2 separate regions of the Homo sapiens genome follow, and region 1 is linked to region 2. A link is a contact called in ENCODE Hi-C data. All regions are on one chromosome and are shown on one strand. Each heading gives the region's core, a stretch centred on a gene start or an enhancer-like site at or near the end of the contact. The rest is flanking DNA. Distances are from core to core; before and after follow the strand shown.

Region 1 (4,276 bases), core at 1,284-3,783, 450 kb before region 2:
CTGTCTCAAAAGAAAGAAAGAAAAGAAAACCAGGCAAAAGGCAAAAGACCATTTCATGGAAAGGGAAATAAAAGTAGCAAAGACATAAAAGAAAAACAAAAACGCTCAATCTCACCAATGATTGGGAAAAATGCAAAAATGAGTTTTGACTCATCATACTGGCAAAAATTATGGTATTACCAAGCACTGACAAGGATAATGGGAAATACAGTCATCGTTGCTTAATGACGGGGATACATCCTGAGCAGTGCATCATTAGGCAATTTCATCATTGTGTGAACATCACAGAGTACTTACACAAACCTAGACAGTACAGCCTACTTACATGGTAGAGTTTATGGGCTACAAACCTGTACAGCATGTTGCTGTACTGAATACTGTAGACAACTGTAACACAATGGTATTTGTCTGTCTAAACACAGAAAAGATACAGTAAAAATACGGTGTAAAAGATAAAAAATGGTATACCTGTCTAGGGTATTTATCTGAATGGAGCTTGCAAGACTGGAAGTTTCTCTAGGTGAGTCAGTGTGTGAGATGTCAGTGAATGTGAAGGCCTAGGACATTACTGTACCCTACTGTAGACTTTACACTATACACTTATGCTACACTAAATTAAAAAATTTTTCTTCAATAAATTTAACCTTAGTTCACTGTAATTAACTTTTTGGCTCTCTTTTAATAACACTTATCTGAAAACACAAACACACTGTACAGCTGTATAAAAATATTTTCTTTATAGTCTCATTCTGTAAGCTTTTTTCCTATTAAAATTTTTAAAAATTTATTTACTTTTTAATTTTTTCTTGTCAAAAACCAGGACACAAATACACATTAGCCTAGGTGTACACAGGGTCGGGATCATCAATATCACTGTCTTCCACCTCTACATCTTGTCCCACTGGACGGTCTCCAGGGGCAATACGCGCATAGAGCTGTCATCTCCTATGATAACACTGCCTTCTTCTGGAATCCCTCCTGAAGGACCTGCCTGAGGTTGTTTTACAGTTAACTTTTTTTTTTTTTAGAAACTGATGTTTATTTTCCATCAACCATTTTTCCATGTTGCTTAAGAGCCTATGCAAGAACAGCTTAAGACCAGTCAGTGGTTGCTCCTACCCATTCAGTGGCCTGAGCAGTGGGAGCTGCAGACCAGTCTTCCGTGGCAGGCTGAGCGCTCCCGTCTTCAGTAGGGAATAGGCACAGAGGGCACCTGTACACCTTCAGACCAGTCTGCAACCTCAGGCTGAGTAACAGTGAACTCAGGAGCTGGAGCAGTCCATTCACCCTGAAATTCCTCCTTGGTCACTGCCTTTTCAGCAGCAGCCTGCTCTTCTCTTTCAATCTCTTCAGGATCTCTGTAGAAGTACAGATCAGGCATGACCTCCCATGGGTGTTCACAGGAAATGGTGCCACGCATGCGCAGAACTTCCCGAGCCAGCATCCACCACATCAAACCCACTGAGTGAGCTCCCTTGTTGTTGCATGGGATGGCAATGTCCACATAGTGCAGAGGAGAATCTGTGTTACACAGCGCAATGGTAGGTAGGTTAACATAAGATGCCTCCATGAGAGGCTGGTGGTCAGCCCTGGGGTCAGTAACCACAAGAAGCCGTGGCTCCCGGAAGGCTGCCTGGATCTGGTTAGCGAAGGTTCCAGGAGTGAAGCGGCCAGCAATTGGAGTGGCTCCAGTGGCAGCAGCAAACTTTAGCACGGCCCTCTGGCCAGTATTCCTGGAGGATATAACACTGACATCAGCAGGGTTTTCAATGGCAACAATAGCACGAGCTGCCAGCAGAAGCTTCTCCCAGGTCCTCTTCAGATTTATGATATAGATGCCATCACTTTTCCTTTTATAGATGTACTGTTCCATCTGGAAGTCAAGATTGGTGCCACCTAAGTGAGTTCCTGCTGCAAGGAACTTAAGGACATCCTCCTCCTTCATTTGCAGGACATCAAGGGCTCCGGACATTGTGAAAGTTTCCCTTTAAGTTACGATGGGAATCCAGAACAACGCCGTATGGACCCCTCTGCAGGTAGCGTGGAAAGGACTTTTTTTTTTTTTTAATAAGTAGAGAGTATACTTAAAAGATAAAAAGCACAGTATAGTAAGTACATAAACCAGTAACACACTTATTATCAAGTATTATGTATTGCACATAATTGTGTTATATTTTTATATGACTGGCAGTGCAGTAGTTTATTTATACCAGCATCACCACAAACACATAAATAATGTGCTATGACACTAGTGATGGGAATTTTTCAGCTCCATTATAATCTTATGGGACCATTGTCACACATGTCATCTGTCATTGACTGAAACATCGTTACGCGGAGCATGACTGTAGATATTCTCATACACTGCTTGTGAAAGTATACATTGGTTGGGCTACTTTAGAGGGCTATTTGCCAATATTTATATGCATTCTGAGTTTGAGAGATTCTGAGAACTATGCTGGAGCCACTTCATACCAGCTAACAGAGCTGATTGTGCATTCATGTCTCATTAGTAGTTTGAAATCGGCCATGGTGGAAGAATTCACACCATGGAAATTGGCAAATGCTACAAATCAGCCCCACTTCCTCTTTTTGGAAGACTGGTTGTTAAACATTTATTAGTACTCTAAAGTCTATTTGACAGTGTCTACAATAAAAAAAAGAAAGAAAGAAAGAAAAAGCACATAACCCATGATACAGTATTCCTGTTTTCTAAGATATATTTGTACATGTAAACAGGGATGCATGTTCAAGGATGTTCACAGCAGCATTATTTGCAATGGAAAATTGAAGACAACCTAAAAACCCACTCATTGATAGTGTAAACCAAAAAGCATCTGAGACAGGTCTCAATTGATTAAGACGTTTACTTTGCCAAGGTTAAGGACCGTGGCCCATGCTGCAGCCTCAGGAGGTCCTGAGAACATGTGCCCAAGATGGTGGGATTGCGGCTTGGTTTTAGGGAGACAGAAGTTATGGGCAAAGACATAAATCAATACATGGAAGGTATACATTGGTTTTGGCCTGGAATAGGGGGACATCTCAAAGTGGGAGTTGGGGGCTGTTTCTAGGTCACAGGTGGATTGAGAGATTTCCTGACTGGCAGTTGGTTCAAAGAGTTAAGCTCTGAGTGAAGAGTTGAAGTCAGCTTGAGTTATGGTAAGGGGGGAATGTTTTGGAAGCCAAGGTTTTTGTCATGTAGGTGAAACCTCCAAAGAACAAGCTTCAGAGATAATAGATGTGACAGTCTCTTATCTGACCTAAAAGGTGTCAAACTCTGTGGAAAAACCTAGTAGAGGAAGGAGATTCTCTAAAAAAATGCAAATTTCCCCCACAAGGGACAGCTTTGCAGGGCCATTCAAAGTATGTCGAAGAAATATATTTTGGGGTAAAATATTCTGATCTCCTTCCGGGCCTGCTGTCTGTCATGAGATGTTACATCAGAGTCAGGTTGGAATTTGATCTTATTGCTACAAAGAGTCTGTTTTGTCGGTCTTAAAATCTCTGTTTTAATGTTAATGCTGGTCAGTTGGGTCTAAACTCCAAAAAGAGAAGGGTATATAATGAGACCTTCCCCCTCTCTTCCTGTCATGGCCTGAACTTCTAACCACCCCTCTTCCTGTCATGGCCTGAACTTTTTCAGGTTTTTTTTGGGATCCCCTTGGCTGAGGGGGTACATTCAGTTGGTTGGGGAGATTAGAATTTTGTTTTTGGTTTATAATAGGAAACTCAAAAACAAAAACCTCCAGCCTATTCTAAATGGAACACTATGCAGCAGTTAAAATTAATAAACTAAATTTATATAAACTGTTGGGAGAAAAAACTTCTCTACCAATTTAGGTCCAATTGGTCGGTGGCCTGTGAATCAACTGACAATACACAGATTAACAGGAGAAAAACGTACTACATATGCGAAGGTACCCTAAAGAGAGTAGCTCCCAGAATAGCTGGGGGGGAAAAAATCACACAGCCATAAAAGAGAATAAAATCGTATCCTTTGCAGCGACATGGATGCAGCTGGAGGCCATTATCCTAAGCAAATTAATGCAAGAACAGAAAACCAAATACCACATGTTACAAGTGGGAGCTAAACTGTGGATTCTTATAGACATAAAGACGGCAATAATAGCTACTAGGGACTACTGGGGTTGAAAGACTAACTACTGGGTACTATGTTCACTACCCGGGTGACAGAATCATTCATATGCCAAATGTCAGCATCACACAATATACCTAAAGTATCAAACATGCACATGGACCCCTAAATCTATGAACA
Region 2 (4,065 bases), core at 1,051-3,550:
GCCTCAGCCTCCGGAGTAGCTGGGACTACAGGCGCCCGCCACCACGCCAGGCTAATTTTTTGTATTTTTAGTAGAGATGGCGTTTCACCGTGTTAGCGAGGATGATCTCGATCTCCTGACCTCGTGATCCACCCGCCTCGGCCTCCCAAAGTGCTGGGATTACAGGCATGAGCCACTGTGCCCGCCCAGAAAAAATTTTTTAAATTAGCCAGATGTGGTGCCGCACGCCTGTACACGCAGCTCCTTGGAAGGCTGAGGCGGGAAGATTGCTTGAGCCCTGGAGTTTGAGGCAGCAGGGAACTAAATGATACGGCCACTACTCTCCAGCCTGGGTGATACTACAAGACCTGTGGAAAGAGAAAGAAAGGGAGAAAAAGAAGAAAGATGAGAGAAAAAGAAACACAGAGAAAGAAAGAAAAAGGGAATTCTGTACCTCCTCGTTTCTTTTCTGTGTTGTCAATCAGCATTCTGTAGTCACTTAGTATCTACTTCATGGGCTGTCTTTTCTTTTCTTTTCTTTTCTTTTTTTTTTTGAGATGGAGTCTCGCTCTGTCACCCAGGCTGGAGTGCAGTGAAGCGATCTCGGCTCACTGCAAGCTCCGCCTCCCGGGTTCACGCCATTCTCCTGCCTCAGCCTCCCGAGTAGCTGGGACTACAGGCATGCGCCACCATGCCAAGCTAATTTTTGTATTTTTAGTAGAGACGGGGTTTCACCGTATTGGCCAGGATGGTCTCAATCTCCTGACCTCGCGATCCACCTGCTTCTGCCTCCCAAAGTACTGTGATTACAGACGTGAGCCACCGCGCCCGGCCAAGGGCTTTCTTTTCTTACACTCCTGTTGATGCTTCAAATGCCCCCTCAGATGGGCCTCACTCCGGGTTGAAACTGTTTGTTTGCTTGCTTGTATTTTTGTTTGTTTGAGACAGTCTCGCTTTTTTGCCCAGGCTGGAGTGCAATGGCTCGATCTTGGCTCACTGCAACCTCCGCCTCCTGGGTTCAAGCAATTCTCCCGCCTCAGCCTCCCCAGTAGCTGGGACTACAGGCACGCGCCACCACGCTCGGCTAATTTTTGTATTTTTAGTAGAGACGAGGTTTCACCATGTTGGCCAGCCTGGTCTTGAACTTCTGACCTCAAGTGATCTGCCCGCCTCGGCCTCCCGAAGTGCTGGGATTACAGACGCGAGCCACCGCGCCCGGCCAAAACTTTTTCTTAGGCTCCCATTCCCCATATCTCATGAAATTAGTCACCCCCTCACCTATTCTACCTTTGTGTCTACCATATGTTTTTGTTATTAAATGTATAATGCTGGAGTATAGTTACTTTTCTGTGTCATATATGTCTTTGTTTTCCCACCGTGTAGCACAGAAGTTGGCTGGTTAAACCGAATACATAAAAAGCAATTATATAGTTTTCTTTCTTTCCTCGAAAGGCTTACTCTCTTTAGTCCTTTAGACTAGCATTGGGGTAGGTGACACAATCAAGACTTAAGCTAAAGTGAAGGAATTCAGTGAAGAGGGTGTCACAAAACTAGAGAAATGGAATAGCCTCTCTGAAAAAAGAATCCTGTGCAGGGAGCCGCTGAGAGAGGACCCATGTCACATATGAGCAATTGGGAGGGAGGGAGAACCTTGTCTTCGCTTCCCAGGGTGTGCCATGTCCTGCTGCTCACAGGTTAGCCTGGCCGTACGTATTTCTCAGGGTCCAGTTTTCTACTTAAAGGAAAAAACAAAATACAAAAAAAAAAAAAAAAAAGGCAACTAACCCGTTAAGCTGGAAGAATATTTTTAGATAGCTGGGGCCTGGGAATACTTCTGTTACTTAACATGACCCCAGCCAGTGTGCATTTCATCCTGGATTGCCTCAGGGGTGGGAATCTTGGCTTAGGGTGGCACTGCGGAGGGGCAGCCCTGAAGACCCCCTACCCACACAGCGCAGACCCCCTGACTGCGCCCCCGCGTGGCAGCCAGCCTGAGGGCGGGGGGGCGAAACCAGGGTTTGCCCCGCCCCTTTCTCCCCTCCAAGTCGGCAGCGGCACTGGAAAGTGAAAATGAGAGTAGAAACCACCTGAGCACCCTCGCTCAGGCTGGCGACCCACACTGGTCATGTAGGCTGTGGGAGAGGAAGGGGAGCGCAGGTGGCTTGCAGGCAGGTGACCCTGTCAAGGGAAACCGGGAGGGGCTTCCTCTGGCCGCGGCCCCGCCCCACCCCGCCTCCCTTGGGCCCCGCCCCCACGAGTCTCCTCCCCCCACGAGGCCCCTCCCGGTTCCTACACCTCGGCCCCGCCCTGCGCTTTCGCCTCCGAGGCCACGCCCCCTAGGACCTGGCCAAGCCCCGCACTGAGGCTCCACAAGGCTTCGGCCTGTACGGCCACTTCCTCTTCCTCCTGCCTCTCCTCCTTTTTGGGGGACAGGGCCGCGCCGTGCCGCTGGCCCACAGACCTCGTGGATGCCGCATAGAATGGCCTGAAGCAAACACGGGGTTTTTCCCATAAGGGCCCCATCCAGGTCCGGGGGTTGGGTCACCTCTCCTGTACGTCTCTGCTGTGAGACCTTTTGCGGGGCGCGGACCCTGAAGATCCCTTTGGGTTTCTTCCTCCTTGCTCACCGGCCGGACCCAAGTGATGAGAAGGGGAGTAGGGAGATAAATTGTGGAAAGAAAAGAATGCTGCTGAATTACGGAGTGCCTAACTGAAGAAAAATCAGGGAGCAAGGACATGAGGGGGCAGTAAAATTTTTGAGGAAGATTCGTTGTCAGAAAATAGAAATGGCTAGAATCACCATCAAAGTGTCAGTCATTTCAAACTGCCTTTTAATTACAGTCCCCAGGATGCCTGGTAATTACAGTAGACATCTGACCTAATACTCGCAGACAAAGTTCAGATGGAAATATTTAGAGAAATGCAGGCACAAAGCAGGAAATTGGGGTATTGGTGTTTTCAGAGTTCTCTTTGGGTATCTCTTTGGGTATTGGGGGGGAAAAGCTCCAATGAAATATATCAGACATGATTTAAAAAATGACATGAAGCCACTGTCTGGTTTTCCTCAGGCCCGACATTGGGCAGCATTCACAGCAAGTATTCATTGGCTGGTGGAAGCCCTTGTGATCAAAATGAAGTCAGATGATTTAGCACATACAGTTGTTTGCCTGTGTTCTCCAAAACTGAAGAGCATTGCATTCACATTTCTTGTAGGGAGTGTAAAGGAAACAAACCACTCACCTGCTGCAAGTGCTTAGCATTGTGCTAGAATAATTACAGAAGCTATCTCAGGCTGGGCATGGTGGTGCACGCCTGTAATCCCAGCTACTTGGGAGGCTGAGACGGGAGGATCGCTTGAGCCCAGGAGAGATCACAACACTGCACTCCAGCCTGGGTGACAGGGTGAGACTGTCCAAAAAAAGGAAAAGAATAATTCAGCAGTAGTTGGTTACAGAGTGAAAAGTACTCCCACTTGATTTTTATTTTATTATCCTGGACTCGATTTTATTATCAAGTGGGATTTTTACCAGGGCTTTCAGAAGTTAAGGTAATTTGCCCAAGGTCACATGATTAGTAAATTATCAGTTTAGGATTGAACTCAGGTCACCTGTCTCCCCCAAATCATACAGAATGCAGGTGTGTACATTTATCTAAGTGTATCAAACTGTACAGGTAAATGGGTACATTTAATGTAAATCATAACCCAGTAAAGCTGATTTTTTAAAATCATGCAGAATGAGTGATGTTATAAAACTCGTCAAAGAAACCACATTATGATTTCATACATGAAAGTTTATATATAAAGGCTGGGCGTGGTGGCTCATGCCCGTAATCCCAGCACTTTGGGAAGTCAAGGCAGGTGGATCACCTGAGTTCAGGAGTTCGAGACCAGCCTGGCCAACATGGTGAAACCCCATCTCTACAAAAAATACAAAAATTAGCTGGGCGTGGTGGCACATGCCTGTAGTTCTACTTACTTGGGAGGCTGAGGCATAAGAATCGCTTGAACCCGGGTGGTAGAGTTTGCAGTGAGCTGAGATCGTACCACTGCACTCTACCTTGGCAATAGAGCAAGACTCTGCCTCA

The links. Hi-C counts contacts between places; a loop is a spot of excess contacts on that map. Pooled maps may share reads with other maps.
Region 1: a pooled map shows a loop between it and region 2 (3-fold over the local background). The contact joins two enhancer-like sites. A Hi-C loop is called at or near these places in 3 of 37 single-sample maps with no recorded cell type and 3 of 50 pooled maps.

What each region holds. Positions count from the first base shown.
Region 1 is chr2:62,144,073-62,148,348 of GRCh38, reverse strand. It overlaps the pseudogene RPSAP26. Among named protein-coding and RNA genes, the nearest start is that of B3GNT2, 50 kb to the left of the region's middle. Within about 2 kb of position 2,533, at least 3 of the 41 ENCODE cell types and tissues checked have a DNase peak (open chromatin) inside an H3K27ac peak, as active enhancers do.
Region 2 is chr2:61,692,971-61,697,035 of GRCh38, reverse strand. No RefSeq gene overlaps it. Among named protein-coding and RNA genes, the nearest start is that of XPO1, 160 kb to the right of the region's middle. RefSeq lists enhancers at 557-1,172, 2,445-2,574 and a silencer at 2,145-2,304. Within about 2 kb of position 2,300, at least 29 of the 41 ENCODE cell types and tissues checked have a DNase peak (open chromatin) inside an H3K27ac peak, as active enhancers do.